2 separate regions of the Mus musculus genome follow, and region 1 is linked to region 2. A link is a loop called in an ENCODE intact Hi-C map of the cell type or tissue named here. Cell type or tissue: left cerebral cortex. All regions are shown on one strand. Links, peaks and the distances in the headings refer to the core of each region. The heading gives the core; the rest is flanking DNA.

Region 1 (8,336 bases), core at 182-8,181, 400 kb after region 2:
AATGTGTCTTCCTTTAAGCCTGCAGACCTGAGTTCCATCCTGGGACTCACAGCTCCTGAGACTCATGCATAAGACACACATGCCTGTGCATGTTCACACACACACACACACACAGGGACAAAGACACACACACACATGGACACACACACATACACACACACACACACACACACACACACACACACACACGGACACGGACACGGACACACACGGACACACACGGACATGGACACACTACAAATAAAATATAAATAAACCTTGGTTTAAAAAAAAGACCTTTAGCCGGGCGTGGTGGCGCACGCCTTTAATCCCAGCACTCGGGAGGCAGAGGCAGGCGAATTTCTGAGTTTGAAGCCAGCCTGGTCTACAGAGTGAGTTCCAGGACAGCCAGCCACCCTCTCTCGAAAAACAAAACAAAACAAAACAACCAACCAAACAAAAACCCTGCTGAGTGGTAGTGGCACATACATCTAATCCCAGCACTCGGGAGGCAGAGGCAGGCAGTTTTTTGTGAGTTTGAGGCCAGCCTGGTTTATAGAGTTCCAGGACAGCCAAAGAAACCCTGTCTCAAAAAAACAAAACAAAACAAACAAACAACCTCACAACAAAAACAAACAAAAGAAGGCCAAAGAGAACCCATTGAAGGTTGGGGCCACCAAGGTAACCATTCAATAGACATGGGACATCATAGACAATGGAACATTTGCATCTTGAAAAGTCTCTGAGATGTTACCACCAAGAGTATAATTGGTCAATCCTTTACGTACAGCCATTTCACCATATCTTTCAAAATTACCAATATATGTACCTCTTTCCCAAGCAACTTCCCCTATAGGAATTTATCTTACATATTTTCTGCCTCCACCTCCCGAGTGCCAGCATGATAGTCATGTACAGCATGCCCGGGATCATGACAAAAGAAAGTTTCATAATAAGTATCTACTGACTAAAGGAATTGTAAAATCAGTGTGCTTTTACAATGACTTCTGCTATTTAGAAAAGGGTTTAGGAAATTTGGTTCCTGGCATAGTCCTCAGAGTAGACCCCATGAACACTGGGCCAGACATGGAGTCTGTCTTTACCCTTGGAACCATGCTTATCTTGGGAACACCCCTGCCCCCGTGCCCCCAACCCCCAGAAGCACAGCTGGGAAAGATTGCAAGCTTCTTTAATTAGGCTCCTTGCTGAAAGGCATCCAAGTCTCACTGTTGGTTTCAAGGCAACTGGTGCTGTGGGATGCAATCCCCTCCCCACAGTGATCTGACTATGAAGTCTGGTGTTCTAGCCTGCCATGGTATTTGTCTTGGCTAGGGTTTCTATTGCTGTGATGAAAGCCCATGACCAAAAAGCTAGTTGGAGAGGAAAGGGTTTATTTGGCTTGAATTCCACACATTCCGCATTGTTGTTCATCACTGAAGGAGGTCAGGACAGAAACTCAAGCAGGGCAGAATCCTGGAGGCAGAAGCTGCTGCAGAGCCCATGGAGAGGTACTGCTTACTGACTTACTTCCCATGACTTGCCCAGCTTCCTTTCGTATAGAACCCAGAACTATCAGCCCAGGGATGGCACCACCCACAATGGGCTGGGCTCTCCCCAAGGATCGCCAACTGAGAAAATACCTTACAGCTGGATCTCATGGAGGCATCTCCTTAACTGAGGCTCCTTCCTCTCTGATGACTAGCTTGTGTCAGGCTAGTTGACACACAAAACCAGCCAGCGCAACGTTATGTACAGGTATGTATTCCCAGCACTTGGGGCAGGCGTGAGGCTAGCCTGGGCTATATACTAAGTTTATGATCAGCATGTCTCAGAAGGAAGAGGAGGCTAAGGTGGGGAGGAGGAGGTGTGTCTTGTGTTTTGTGTTTGCCCGCATCACATGACACGTCTGAAACCACGGGTAGCAGCAGAAGTAGCAGCAGGGAAGCAAGTTAAGGCACAACGCCTTGGGTTCTGATTAAATTCCAGTGGGAAAGAACGCTGACAGAAGGGACGTGGGTTTCACCACCTTGGTCTGATAAGGAAGATGAAAGGGAGTCAGAAGCTCACCTCCAAAGGAAGTTCCCTATTTCTCAGGGCTGGGGCAGCTCTGGGCGCCCAGGAAGACAAAGCCACTGGGAACTCTGTCCTGACAGGGTCCCTGACTGAGATGAGTATAAGAAACAAGCTGGCGAGGTGGGGACTCTGGCCTTCAGCCTGTGCTTGTGGCTGTTTCTGTACTGTACGGCTCCCTCTCCAATCGATTCTACTGATGAGAAAACCGAGGCTTGGAGGAGTGTGTGACCATACCTAAGACTCCCAGCTAGCAAGGATCCAGGTTACAGCCAGGACGCCTTTCTCTTGCTCTGGAGCAACTGGAATAAATTCAGAAGTACCTGCTTGCCCTCCCCTGCCGTGCTGGAACGGAAACAGGGACTCTGCTGTGTCTGGCATATCCTCTACCACAGAGCTACACCCCAGCTCAGAAGTACCTACTTTTGAGTCAGCAATTACTATTTAACTCTTTTTTTTTTTTTAATATTATTTATTTACTTATACGAGGACATTGTAGTTGTTTTCAGACACACCAGAAGAGGGCATCAGATCCCATTACAGATGGTTGTGAGCCACTATGTGGTTGCTGGGATTTGAACTCAGGACCTTTGGAAGAGCAGTCAATGCTCCTAACGGCTGAGCCATCTCTCCAGCCCTTAAATGCTTTTTTTAAAAAATAAAATTGCCATGTAGCAGAGGATGGCCTAGTCGGTCATCAGTGGGAGGAGAGGCACTAGGTCCTGTGAAGGTTCTATGCCTCAGTATAGAGGAATGCCAGGACCAGGAATGGGAGTGGGTGGGTTGGGGAGCAGGGGGAGGGGGTAGGAGATAGGGGATTTTTGGAGGGGAAACTAGGAAAGGGGATAACATTTGAAATGTAAATAAAGAAAATATCTAATAAAAAATAAATAAATAGGGCTGGAGAGATGGCTCAGAGGTTAAGAGCACTGACTGCTCTTCTGAAGGTCATGAGTTCAAATCCCAGCAACCACATGGTGGCTCACAACCATCCGAATGAGATTCTGGTATGTCTGAAGACAGCTACAGTGTACTTAGACATAATAACTAATACATCGTAATAAATAAATAAATAAATAAATAAATAAAATAAATAAGATTGCCTTGGTCATGGTGTTTCTTCACAGCCATAGAACCTTCATAATAAATAAGTGCCTGTGTCTGCATTCCTTCTAGGCTCCACCCAACAGTTACCTGGCAACAGCCGGGTAGGCGTGGCTCTCTATAAAAGAGGCTGTTTGGCCCCTCCTGGCTCTCTCTGCCCCTTTTCCTTCTCTGCCTCTCTTCTCTCTCCTCTCTGACCCCTTTCTCCCTCTCTCCCCTTCCCCTCTCTGCCCCCTTCACATGTTCCTGGCCGGCCTCTTCTCTTTCATTCTTTTTCTCTCCCTGATCTTCTCTGTCTCCACTCTCTACCTCTACTCCTTTCTCAAGTCTCCTAACCATGTCCCCAAATAAACTATTCTATACTAGACCTGTCCTATGTGGGGAGGGAGGATGCTTCAGCATGGGCCATCTGAGGCACCCCCTCCCACCACACCATACTGCCCTCTGTCAAACATACCTTTAGCTTTTTATAAAACATAACAACCAGGTGTCACTCCCTTGAAGAAAACTGACTTTCTGTCTTCCAGGAGCAATTCACAAGGTTCCCAACTACAGGACAGATTGCGTGCTCGCTGTACTGGCTGGTTTTTGTGTCAACTTGACACAAGCTGGAGTTATCACAGAGAAAGGAGCTTCAGTTGAGAAAATGCCTCCATGAGATCCAGCTGTAAGGCATTTTCTCAATTAATGATCAAGGGGGCAGGGCCCCTTGTGGGTAGTGCCATCCATGGGCTGGTGGTTCTATGAGAAAGCAAGCTGAGCAAGTCAGGGGAAGCAAGCCAGTAAGTAACATATCTTCATGGCCTCTGCATCAGCTCCTGCTTCCTGACCTGCTTGAGTTCCAGTCCTGACTTCCTTTGGTGATGAACAGTAATGTGAAAGTTTAAGCTGAATAAACCGTTTCCTCCCCAGCTTGCTTCTTGGTAATGATGTTTGTTCAGGAATAGAAACCCTAAGACACTCACCTTCCCTCCTCCACACTGAGATTTTTGTCTAGCTGGAGCATCTGTAGATCTTGTGTGCGCTATCACAGTCCCTGGGCATCCCTGTGTGCACCTGCCCTGTTGTATCTGGAAAGCAGTGTTTCTTTGAAGTCATCCACCATCTCTGCCTCTAACAATCTCTCTGCTCCCTCTTCCACATAGATCCCTGAGTTTTGAGGAGAGGGATGTGATATAAATCTCCCACAGAGGGCTGAGCATTCCACTGCCTCTGAGTCTCTGCACACTGACCAGTAGGTTTCTGTGTTAGTTACCATCTACTGCAAGAAGCTGCTTCTCTAACGAAGGGTGAATATACATTGGTTGTGTTATAGCAATAAGTCATAGGGAGCTGTTTTATTGCTTTAAGCAGAGTAATAGCAGAAGGATTCCCCTAATGCTTGTGGCCTATCTAACCGTACGTTCATCTCATTAACAGTGTCAAACTTGGGTTCTATATCTTGGAGCAAGCCTTAGACCCAATTTTTTTTTTTTGTTTTTTGTTTTTTTTTTTTGTTTTTTGTTTTTTTTTTTGTTTTTGGAGACAGGGTTTCTCTGTTTAGCCCTGGCTGTCCTGGAACTCACTTTGTAGACCAGGCTGGCCTCGAACTCAGAAATCCGCCTGCCTCTGCCTCCCGAGTGCTGGGATTAAAGGCGTGCGCCACCACCGCCCGGCTCTAGATCTAGTTTTTTAAAAGGTGATTGGTTAGGCTGGAGAGATGGCTCAGAAGTTAAGAGCACACTGTCTGCTCTTCCAGAGGGCCTGAGATCAGTTCCCAACAACCACATGGTGATTCACAACCATCTATAATGAGATCTGGTGCCCTCTTCTGGCCTGCAGGCATACATGCAGGCAGAATGCTGTATACGTAATAAATTAAATAAATAAATAAATAAATAAATAAATATTTTTAAGTGGTTGGTTATTGTGGTAGCATCTGTATCACACTGCACCAGTAGGTATGTCTTGTCAAACAGGTTGCTATTGTAACTCACAGGACTTATAGCTGAGAGAGACTGATAATTCCTTTTCTCATCCAGTAGGATACCTAGCATTTTCCAGCACTATGAAGGCTAATCAAGAGGAATGAAGCTTCCAGTTGGGTACCAGATAGATTTCTCCATGTCCTATGACTCAAGAATGCAGTGTTTTCAAGTCCTGAGTGTAAGCAACAGCATTGGCAATAGCCTAACATGATTTAGGGATCTGTGGAACCCCACTGGCCAATAACTCTGAGGCAACCCATTATCAGTTCACGAGGCTTTATTTTGCAGCACACAACATCTAGTTGTGGTATTGTCCCATGAAGGAAGAAGAAAGTTTTTTATATTGAAAGTTTTTTGACAAAAAAAAAATCTTCCTAATTTTCCAGTGTTATTCACAGTTCGGTGCCTCCTCCTCTGTTTCCTTTTCTCCGTGAGGCAAGTTGGTTTTGTGGTTTTTGTAGAGCAACTGTCTTCACTACCCGTTCAATTTTGTGAGCTACTTTTCAGGAATACCACATTGTGGGGCATTTTTCCTTTTTTTACTAAAAACTTTTCAGACTCGATTCTAATCCACAGAACCCACGTGCCTCTGCCTCACCAGGACTAGGATTAAAGGCCCGCACTATCACTAACCTGTATACATAGGGGGTTCCAGGCTAGCCAAGGCTACGTAGTGAGACCATGTCTCAAAAACCAAACCTATTTTCCGGGCTGGAGACATAGCTCAGAGGTTAAGGGTGCTTGCCACCAAATCTGATGACCTGATTTTGATCCCAAGAGTTGAGGAAAAGGCCAATTTATCAGTGGCCTCAAGGTTGGGATGCAATTTTAGTGGCTTTGGTGAGTCCCATGGTAGGATGTGATCTTTGTAAAGTAGGGGAAGTTTTGTTAAATTTAGTTGCTAGTTCATTTGGTCTTCTCTTATGTTGAAATATTTTGGTTTTTGGTGAATACTGGAAGCAGGTATGCCTTGGTTTCTGTGGCTTCCAAGAGCTTCAAAGGCAATAAACATCAGCAGGTTCTGTTTTCCCTCCAGGGTGTCTGGATAGAAGGACATGCAGAACTCAGAGTGGGTGGGGCCTGCGGGATCCTGGTCTGGCTGGGGTCCTAGAGCTTTTTTTTACACGAAGCCCTTCTCTAAAGATATTCAGTGGTACAGCTTGTATGCATACACTTTACTAGGGGTGAACAAAAACCAAATATGAGCCTTGGAGAGTGGGAGGAGTTTTCAGGGTGAACGTAAATCATTGGCTAGAGTTTATAGTACTGGGGAGGCCTTGTTTGCATGAAGAGGCACTCCAGGAACCCCAGGTGCTTGCTGGGCAGGTTCTTAGGGGGGTGGGGAGGGTGTTGTACTTGTAGGTTTTCCAAGGACTATGTGACCTTCCTCAGGTAAACGGTATGGGTGTCAGGCTCCCCCATAAGGTCAGGGACTGGTTATCTCTGCTGGGAAAAGGAATTCTCCATTTAGCAGCTAGCTCAGAGGAGCTATCCAGTCATGGTAGACTGCAATCTTAAATAGCAGGGTTTCTCAACAGTAGGTAAACATAGATATAACATAATATGGGTTAAAGGGATTACATTTGATTGAAAAATGGATAGCTGACTTCTCTCTAGGGTGCAGCAATTGTTCACCCAATCAAGGAGATGAGTGCAGACTTAGCCAAGGAACAAATGACTATTCCTTCATTGGTCCTGAGCTGGACTAATCAGCTGGAGGCAGCTCCATTAGGTTCATCAGGGGTGAAAGAAATACATGGAGGCCTTGTGTGAGGGTCCCAGATAAGGCAACCAGATAATTAATACAAACGTGTAAAATCTTTTCATGCCACATATATCAGCTTTGCTAGCCATTTACATCAGCATCTCTTTAGAGGCAAACTTCTGAGGTCACCTGATGCTTGCTGAGAACAGAAGCCGGCCGACTTTCAGTGTGCTTCACTAAGAATGTCTCCATAACCCACTACTTATTACAGGATGGCAGTTCAAGAGTTTGAATTGGGGGCTGTAGAGATGACTCAGTGGTCAAGAGCACTGACTGCTCTTCCCAAGGTCCTGAGTTCAAATCCCAACAACCACATGGTGGCTCACAACCATCCGTAAAGAGATCTGGCACCCTCTTCTGGAGTGTCTGAAGACAGCTACAGTGTACTTAAAGCATACAATAAATAAATAAATTTAAAAAAAAAAAAAGAGTTTGAATTGTCCTGCTTATTCTCTATTAAGGTTGCATGTGTGTGTCGGTGTGATGTGTGTGTGTCCCTTTAGTGTTTTATAGATTTAGGGACACATTTGAGAAAATGGGTACGTGCACCAGAGTAAATAGGGATGGAAAATCAGTTCATAAACTGATTTTCAAAGGGGACCTTGTAAGAGTAAGAACAGGTGTTCCCAAAAATCGTAACGTTTTTGTTGTTAAAAAAAATCCCAGTATTAAGGATGAGTCACCTCCCTAGGAGTTAGTGCCACCGAGGCCCTAGAGCTCTCTAAAACAGTAAAAGCTATCACCATTGCTATTGGCTGCCCTCCAGAACTGCATGACAAGACTCTATTGCCAAAGATTCCTGACTAGGGCTTGGAGTAAAGAGACCAGGAGAGAATCACAGCCCAGTGTACTACTTAATGTAGGCTTCATGGAAGTTCAAGATAGCCTGGGTCAGCTACTGCAGTAGTGGCACAAATGTTATGAATAAAACTGGCTTTCTCATTGGACTTAAGGCCTCCTCTACAGAGGGATGTCACATCAATACAGGAAGCTTACATGAATTTTATGGCAAGGGAAGTCACAGGCCCCAGTGAAAACCAACTGCTATTGCTTTGGTATGAGTATGATGTGCTGGCTAATGTACTTCCCCACATTTTGTTTTTGTGGCTGTAAACATGACTGCTATCCGATCTCTATGAGTTTGAGGCCAGCCTGGTCTACAGAGTGAGTTCCAGGACAGCCAGGGTACACAAAGAAACCCTCCTGTCTTTTTAAAAAGGAGAGAGAGAAAGGGAGGGAGGGAGGTAGAGAAAGAGAGAGAGAGAGAGAAAGAGAGAGAGAGAGAGAAGGGGAGGGAGGGAGGGAAGGAGGGAGGGAAGGAATGAGGGAGGGAGGAAGGGAGGGAGGGAGGAGAAATTTATGGTTGTGGATTCCTAAGACTATCTGAAATATGTGTTCCCCAATGGTGATAACCCACAGGTTGGGAATCATTGTAGGGGAGGTCAAACATT
Region 2 (8,336 bases), core at 104-8,103:
ACCTGCCTGGATGCTGCCATGCTTCCCGCCATGATGAAAACGGACTGAGCCTCTGAATCTGTAAGCCAGCCCCTATCAAATGTTGTTCTTTATAAGAGTTGCCATGGTCATGGTATCGCTTCACAGCAATGGAACCCTAACTAAAACAATGCTGTAGGCTATATTTTTGTTCTCACTCCATTAAACAAGTTTGCTTGACTCAACTACACTGGATGAGCTTGATCACATGTAGGTACAGAGAGAGGTACAGAGGCAGAAAATACGTTGGGATGTATGCTTGCCACTCATTGGGCCTGATGGCAAATGTGGTGGCCTTATGGGTTTGCCTTTAAAAGCTTGCTTAAAAGCCTCTGCAAATGCGACTCATGTCCATTTTCTAGGAACCCTTGCATGGTCCTGGTCAGAGGCCATCATCCTGGCTAGTATTTAATTAAAGCTTGTCTCAAATATGGCTCAAAATGGTCATAGTGGTCTTATCCTATTCCTGGCAGCATTAGCACATGCCCTACGAAGTCTATGCCTGGCCAGAGCCTGTAACCTAGACTGGAAATGTGAGAGGAGAGGCAGGAGAGATGTTTCAAAGCCTAAGAGTGCCTGCTCTTACAGAGGACCTGAGTTTGGTTTTCAGAGTCCAGTGTCGGAGAGGCTTACAACCGCCTGTAACTCTAGCTCCCCGAGACCGGGTACCATCTTGTGTGCTCATTAGTCATCTGAATAGAGGTACAGAGACACATACATAAATCAGAAATAAACCTTAAAGGACAGAAAAGAGAAGGGGCTGGATCGATGGCTCAGGGGTTCAGAACGCTTACTGCTCAGTCAGAGGACTGGAATTCAGATCCCAGCACCAACGTGGGGCCACTCACAGGTCCATAACCTGTAACCACAGCCTCAGGAGTCTGATGCCATCTTCTGACCTCCGTGAGCATCTACACACCTGTGCCTAGACACACACATTTGTGTAGACATACACACATGTGCCCAAAGACACATGATTAGAAATAAAATAGGAGTTTTGGTTTTTTTTTTTAAAGAAAAAGAAAGAGCTGGGCTACTGGACTCTCTTTTGAGGAATTTAGAACAGTTAAGGAAGATGGAGGTGGGAGGGTCTGGTAAAAGAGTAAGTTAGCATGGAATGGTCCACATGGGTCATGTGCATGTGTGGCTTAAGAGTGGAGACAAATGAGAAAGGAGAGGACACCAGCCACAACAGAGAGTGTGAGAGAGAGATGTAGACACATACATATGGATATATACACACATCACACACATATACACACACATACACACATGCACATACATATACACGTGCACATATACATATATACCCATACCATGCACATATATTCACATACATATATACCCATAGAAACCATAAACACAACAGAGAGCAATGGGCTGGAAGGAGCCTCACTGTCTGCCCTGGCCTAGGACTATGCTCAGAGCGAGGCATGGTCACACGCAGCTGCAATCTAATCACTTGAGAGGCAAGGGCAGGAGGATCCTGAGTTTAAGGATAGTTTAGGCTACTGTCTCTAAAAGAAAAAAGAGATTTATTTTCTGTGTATAAAAGTCATTGATTCTAGTAACTAGGACCCTTGTTTATAAGAGTGGATAGATTACTAATATTACTCCAAGATGTCTAAGCCTATATTGATCTATGATCTCCTTGTTTGTTAGTCTTGGCAGGGATATTACAAAGAGTGGTAGGAATGAAGTTCAGCAAGATCTTGAATTCATCTTAGCACACTGGTCCCCAGGGACAGGGCCCTCAGGTTAGGACTCAGGTCTACCCTAACAGTAACAGTGTGTCTCAGACACCGAGGAGGCTCCATTTATCATCTTGTTTACTATTATCATTTAAGACCTATTTCTTTTACTTTATGTGTACGAGTGTTTTGCTCGCATGTATGCAAACGCACCACCTGTGTGCCTGGTACCCTCGGCCATGCAAGCAGCACTGGTTAAACTCAGTAGAAGACACACAGAAGTAGGAGGCAGACTTGCTGGGAAAAAGGATTCAACAGGAGTGCGCAGAGCTAGGACAGGGTAATGGGAGGTCAGCATGATCAAAATTCATTATATCCATGTGTGAACTTGTCAATGAATTAAAAGTTCATTTAAAGCAACAATTATGTAAACAACAAGCAATATTTTCCTCCCTCAGATCCACAGAGGTGTGTGTGTGTGTATGTGTGTGTGTGTGTGTGTGTGTGTGTGTATGTGTGTTATTGGGGATTTGGGGCCCTGCCCACACTAGGCAAGCATCCTGCCACTGACCTATGTCCCTATGTCCCCAAGTCCCTGCTGCTGTTCTTTGCCTCCTACACTCCATTCTCTGCATAATGCCTAACAGCAGCATTTGGAAACAGAACTCTAACTGTTCAATGTCTTTTTGACATGGCCTGAGCAGGTCTCCCCAACATCCTCTCTGCTTGTTGTAGCCTTGCTGACTCACTGTACCCCAGCCGCAGGGACTTTCTCTAATCCCCTGAGCTCCTTTTTGCCTGGGAGCTATTGGAGAAACCTCTCTAGGCACTGGGCCCTTCCCTGCCTCACCTCATGCAGGCCTTGCCCTACCTATGGTGCCTCACTCTCTGTTGCAGGTATCCTGTCACCCTGTCTTGCTTTATCAGGGATTATCCACGGCTACTCAGAACTGCTTCTTTTCTCCTTTGCTGACTTACTGCTTTGGTATGAGAGGGTATCACAAGGCCAGGCATGGTGGTACCCACCTTTCATCCCAGCACTCCAGAGGCAGAAGCAGGTGGATCTCAGTGAGTTCCAGACCAGCCAGGGCTACCCAGTAACACCTTGTCTCAAACCAAACAAAGCAAAACTACAGGGGGGCAAGAAAGATGGCTCAGTGGTTAAGACCTCTGTCTTGGGGTTTCTATTGCTGTGATGAAACACAATGACCGAAAGCAAGATAGGGAGGAAAGGGCTTATTTGGCTTCCACTTCCACATTATCACCCATCAATGAAAGAAGTCAGGACAGGAATTCAAAAGGGTAGGAAGCTGGAGGCAGAAGCTAATTCAGAGGCCATGGAGGAGTACTGCCTACTGGCTTGCTTTCCATGGCTTGCTCAGCCTGCTTTCTTATAGAACCCAGGACCACAAGCCCAGGGATGGCCCCACCCACCATGGTCCCCCTCACCCCCATTAATCACTAATTAAGAACATGCCTTATAACTGGATCTGATGGAGGCATTTTCTCAAATGAGGTTCCTTCTTTTCAGATGACTCTAGCTTGTATCAAGTTTACTATAAGAACAAGCACTTTCTGCTCTCACAGAGGACCTGGGTTCAGTTCCCAGCAGCCACATGGTGGCTCACAAGCATTCGTGACTCCAATTTCAGAGATTCAATGCTGTCTTCTGACTTCCAAGGGTACCAGGCATACACATGGTTTATATACATACATGAAAGCAAAAAACATGTGTGCACATAAAATATAATAAGTAAATCTAAAAAAGAAAAAATTAAAAACAAAAACCCAACAAGAGGGCCGGGCGTGGTGGCGCATGCCTTTAATCCCAGCACTCGGGAGGCAGAGGCAGGCGGATTTCTGAGTTCGAGGCCAGCCTGGTCTACAGAGTGAGTTCCAGGACAGCCTGGGCTATACAGAGAAACCCTGTCTCAACCACCCCTCCCCCCCCAAAAAAAATCCAAAAACCAACCAACCAAACAAAAACCAACAAAAGGTGCCACAACCAGCAGAGACCTCACCTCCCTGGCCTTGAAAGCGACTATTCTGTCAGCATCTGGATGGGTTTCAGGGACACAGAGATACTCAGTAAATATAAAGTGACACACAGAGAGGTGAACTCCCTTCCACCTTTGTGGCTTGGATGGGAAGTCTGGGTTTATGCCTCTGGCTAGTCACACCCTCCTTTCACAGTTCTGTTAAACTACTTAAACCAGGTCCAGTCCTTGAAATTTTCTGGAATACAGTTCAGCAAAGCTAACTGGAGGCTTTGGCTTTGTGTGTCTGAATGAGTACTTTGTAGTCCACATCCACCCCACTCTGTAGGAAAAACACTTGACAGCTGCACTCACTCGGGTTTAGTCTGTTCTGGCACAAGGCAAACCTGCTTCCTGGCAGCCCCTGGGCCCCACTGCCAATGAGAACACAGGGAGAGAGATTGATTCAACTCTCTAAGTTCATTTGTGAAAACTCTGGGGCAGGGAGGGCCTGGCCTAGCTCACATGACCAGCCAGTTGTGGCAGATGGAAAGCATCCCACAGCATGGGCCATGGGAGTCAAGTCTCAGGGATGTCCCTAAGAAAAAGAGGCTTGCTACAAACCCTGAATCAGATCAATGGAAACAGGGCTGTTGTTGTTGTTGTTGTTGCTGCTGCTGCTGCTGCTGTTGTTGCTGTTGTTGTTGTCTTCATCATTGTGGTTGTTGAGATGCTATAGACAAGGCTGAAGTGGAACTCAGTCAGGTGTCTAGGCTGGCCCTAAATTTGCAATTCTCCAGTCTTAATGTTATGATTAGGAGTGTGCACCACTGCATCCAACTAGTGCTGAGTTTTATAAAAAAGAAAAAGAGCCAAGGAGATGTGTGATAGAGCGAGGTATGGTAAGGTGGGAGGGGGTGTCTCTGTGGGCTCATGCTGAGGCATTCCTTCCCCCTGAGGGACCAGCCATACAATGGTATAGTATAGAACAGGGTTTATCCAGGGTATGGGAGGGGAGCTGAGAAGGGAGGAGAGAGAGACAGAGAGACAGAGAAGGGGAGAAGAAAGGCCGACCAAGAACAGCTGGAAAGAGAGAAATTGGGGAGTGGGGGGGAGAGAGGGAGAAGGGCAGAGAGTAAGAGAATAAGAGATTGAGGATGGGCCAAGCAGCCCCTTTTATAGTAAGTCAGGCATACCTGGCTGTGGCCAGGTAACTGTGGGGCAGAGCCTAGAAGGAATACTAATAATTAGAATATAGATTTTTTTTCTGCATTTATGTACTTTGTGTGTGAGGGGGGGAGGGAGAGAGAGAGAGGAGAGAAGGGGGAGAAAAGGGGGAAGAAAGAGAGGAGAAAAAGACAGGGGAGGGGAGAGAGAGAGAGAGAGAGAGAAAAGGGGGGGAGAGAACATCAAGCTATGTTTGCTAAGGACAGGGACAACTTGCAGAATTGATTGCAGCCTGTGGGTGGGGATTGGACCTAGGACATCAGGAAGCTTGGCACAGACTAAGCCATTTCCAGGGGGCTAATGTGGACCATTTAAAAGATTTTACCGTCATTTATGTGTCTGTCTGTGTAAGGCATGGTGTGTATTTGAGTGAGTTGCTCTCAGAGGCCAGGAGAGGGTTGGTTCTACTGGAACAACTAGAGCTATGGAGAGTTGTAAGTTGCCTGGCTGTCCTGGAACTCACTTTGTAGACCAGGCTGGCCTCGAACTCAGAGATCCACCTGCCTCTCTGCCTCCTGAGTGCTGGGATTAAAGGCGTGCGCCACCACGCCCGGCTTTTTTTTTTTTTTTTTTTTTTTGGTTTACCCAATATTTTTAATTACTCTGCAAGCTATATTCTGTTACTGGGAGTCAATTCCTTGACTCTAACCAGGAAACCCCGGATCCATTTCCTGTCCCTGCAGGTTAGTTATCTGGGCTCTTTTAAAAATGCTGTATGATTGGGTTACATAGCATGAGTTTATCAGTGCCTGGCTCTTACAGCCTAGCCTGATACTGGTGAAATTCATTTCTATTGTTGCATCTAGCAGTGATTTGAAGAAAGAGCCAGTTTCTGGATGCTAAGTAACTGTCAGTTAACAGCTACCAGTACTCAGGCAGGTACAACAGGACCTCATTTGTCAAAACAAGGTGTATATATAGCAGAATAGTTTTATGTCAATGACACAAGCTACAGTCACCTCAACCAAGGAAATGTCTCCAATAAGATCTGGCTGTAGACATGCCTATAGAGCATTTTCTTAATTAGTGATTGATGGGGAAGGGACTAGCCCAATGTGGGTACTGCCATCCCTAGGCTGATGGTCCTGTCTTGGGTTCTATAAGAAAACTGGCTGAGCAAGTCACGAGGAGCAAGCCGGTAAGCAGCAAAGCTCCATGCCTCTGCATCAGCTCCTGCCCCCAGGTTCCTGCCCTGCTTGATTCCTGTCCTCACTGCTTTTAATGATGAACTGTTATGTGGAAATGTGAGTAAAATGAGCCCTTTCCTCCACAGTTTGCTTTTGGTCATCACATCAATAGAAAAGAGTGTTTGTGTGTGTGTGTGTGTGTGTGTGTGTGTGTGTGTGTGTGTGTGTTTTAAATGAAACAGGTTCTGACTAAGTATTCCTGGCTGGCCTGGAACTCACAGAGATCCGCTTGTCTTTGCCTCTGCCTTCTGAGTGCTGGGATTGAAGATAGGTACCATCACACCCAGACCTATTTTTACTTTTTTGTAAGTATTTTAAGGAATTGGGGTAATGGTTCAGTGGATAAGAGCTCTTATTAAACAAACAAGAAGACCTAAGATCAAACCTCTATCAACTTCATAAGAAATTGTGTGGGTGTGGTCATGTATGGGCATAAATGTGTGTAGGCCTATGACCCCAGCCCACTGGCCAGGCATAGCTCACAGCTCATATGAACTTCTGTTAAATGAGAGACCCTGCCAAGGCACTAGGCAGGCAGTAGAAGAAGAGAACACCCAGTATCCTGCTTTGGCTGCCTCGTGCGTGTAGTGAGTTCTTCTAAATGTAAAACGTGCACAAGCAATTTCTAAAAGTGTTTGAATGCCCTACAAAGATTTTTTTTTTTAAGCAGAAGGAACATATATTGAGGAAAAGTGAAAAAGAACTTTTGAGAGTAGGAAAGGCTTCAAAGGAGAAAAGCCAGTCTGTGGCTTTTAAAACAGGGCTGGGAAAATATCTTGAATTCTTATGATTTTTAAGTGATGAGAAAAGTTCCTTGTTACATTTTGAACTGCTGACGTGTTGGGTCCTGTTTTACTTCAGAGGTTTGAAAGCAATGATTGGCTGGGAGTGTGGCCGTATGGGAGAGCTCTTGCCTGGCAGGTGCAAAACCCTGTGCTGAATGCCCAGTACCACAAAAACCAATCAATCAATCAGGCAATCAATCAATTAATCAACAGGACCACGTTTGTCTAGTATCATTTTGATGAGTTACCACCTGACTTCAGTTTCAGGTCCTCTTTTTGTTTTAAGATTTATTTATTTATTTTATGTATATGAGTACACTGTAGCTGTACAGATGGTTGTGAGCCTTCATGTGGTTATTGGGAATTGAATTTTTAGAACCTCTTCTCACTCTGGTCAACCTGATCAGCTCTGCTTGCTCTGACCCAAAGATTTATTTATTATTATGTGTAAGTACACTGTAGCTGTCTTCAGACATTCCAGAAAAGGGTATCCGATCTCATTACAGGTGGTTGTGAGCCACCATGTGGTTGCTGGGATTTGAACTCAGGAAGAGCAGTCAATGCTCTTACCGACTGAGCTATCTAGCCAGCCCAGTTTTAGGCCATCTTAAGTCTTCTCAAATTTTAACCAGATTGGGTGTGAACCATTAACACGCTGTCTGTGCCACCCTTGAGCCAGCAGACAAGAAAAAAGGCTGGGTCCGTTGTGGTCCTTAACATGTGTTATATGGAAGGTGGTATCTGTGGGGCTGCGGGAGGAGAGCTAGGAGCAAGATGGCTCAGAGGATAACATACTTTCTGAGCAAGCCTAGCTACCTGGAGTCCCAACTCCAGGTAGAGTGGAAAGATAGTTGATTCCACAAAGTTGTCCTTTAACCTCTGTGGCATGCCAATGTCCTTACCCAACACAACACACACCACCACCACCACCAATAAACTGTGGGGTAAAAACCATTTACTCACTCAGACATACCAACCCTAGGTCTCTGTGGGTGAATGCAGAACATGGTTTTTACCCAATCCTATAAGGAGATCTGGGGCACCAAGAGAATCCCTGCTGTTCGAGAGTGAACATTAATTTCTTACCTCAAATAAGTTCTTACCTCAAATAAGCCTTCTGGAGCTACAGGTCTAGCCTGTTGATTGCACACGCCCCTCCCCAGCTCTACCTCCAGTTCTAGGGCCAGTGGGATCCTCAGACAGAAGAGAACAGGAACTCACCACGTAGATCAGGGCTGGCTTTGAACTCAGATATCCACAGTGCTGGCAGTAAAGGAGTTTGCACCACATTTGGCTAAAATTAATTAAAAAAAAATCAAAACACTGAACATGGGCTTGGGATATAGCTCATTTGGTAGTATATTCCTCAGGACCACATAAACCAGTCATGGTAGTACACACCTGTAATACCAATAACTCCCAGGCAGTTGAGGCATGAAGACCAGGAATTCA

The links. Peaks named below come from ENCODE experiments on the same cell type or tissue, not always from the same donor. Only the 100,000 strongest peaks of a DNase experiment are listed, where the experiment ranks them.
Region 1: a loop joins it to region 2, with 2.0 times the contacts of the local background. A loop is called at or near these places in 1 of 42 quality-filtered maps.

The regions. Positions count from the first base shown.
Region 1 is chr11:78,866,002-78,874,337 of GRCm38, reverse strand. No RefSeq gene overlaps it. Among named protein-coding and RNA genes, the nearest start is that of Lyrm9, 44 kb to the right of the region's middle. In left cerebral cortex, for the core only: CTCF peaks have their summits at 4,987 (motif pointing left) and 7,236 (motif pointing left); no DNase peak of the experiment used is centred there.
Region 2 is chr11:79,263,151-79,271,486 of GRCm38, reverse strand. No RefSeq gene overlaps it. Among named protein-coding and RNA genes, the nearest start is that of Wsb1, 13 kb to the right of the region's middle. In left cerebral cortex, for the core only: no CTCF peak of the experiment used is centred there; a DNase peak (open chromatin) is centred at 4,122.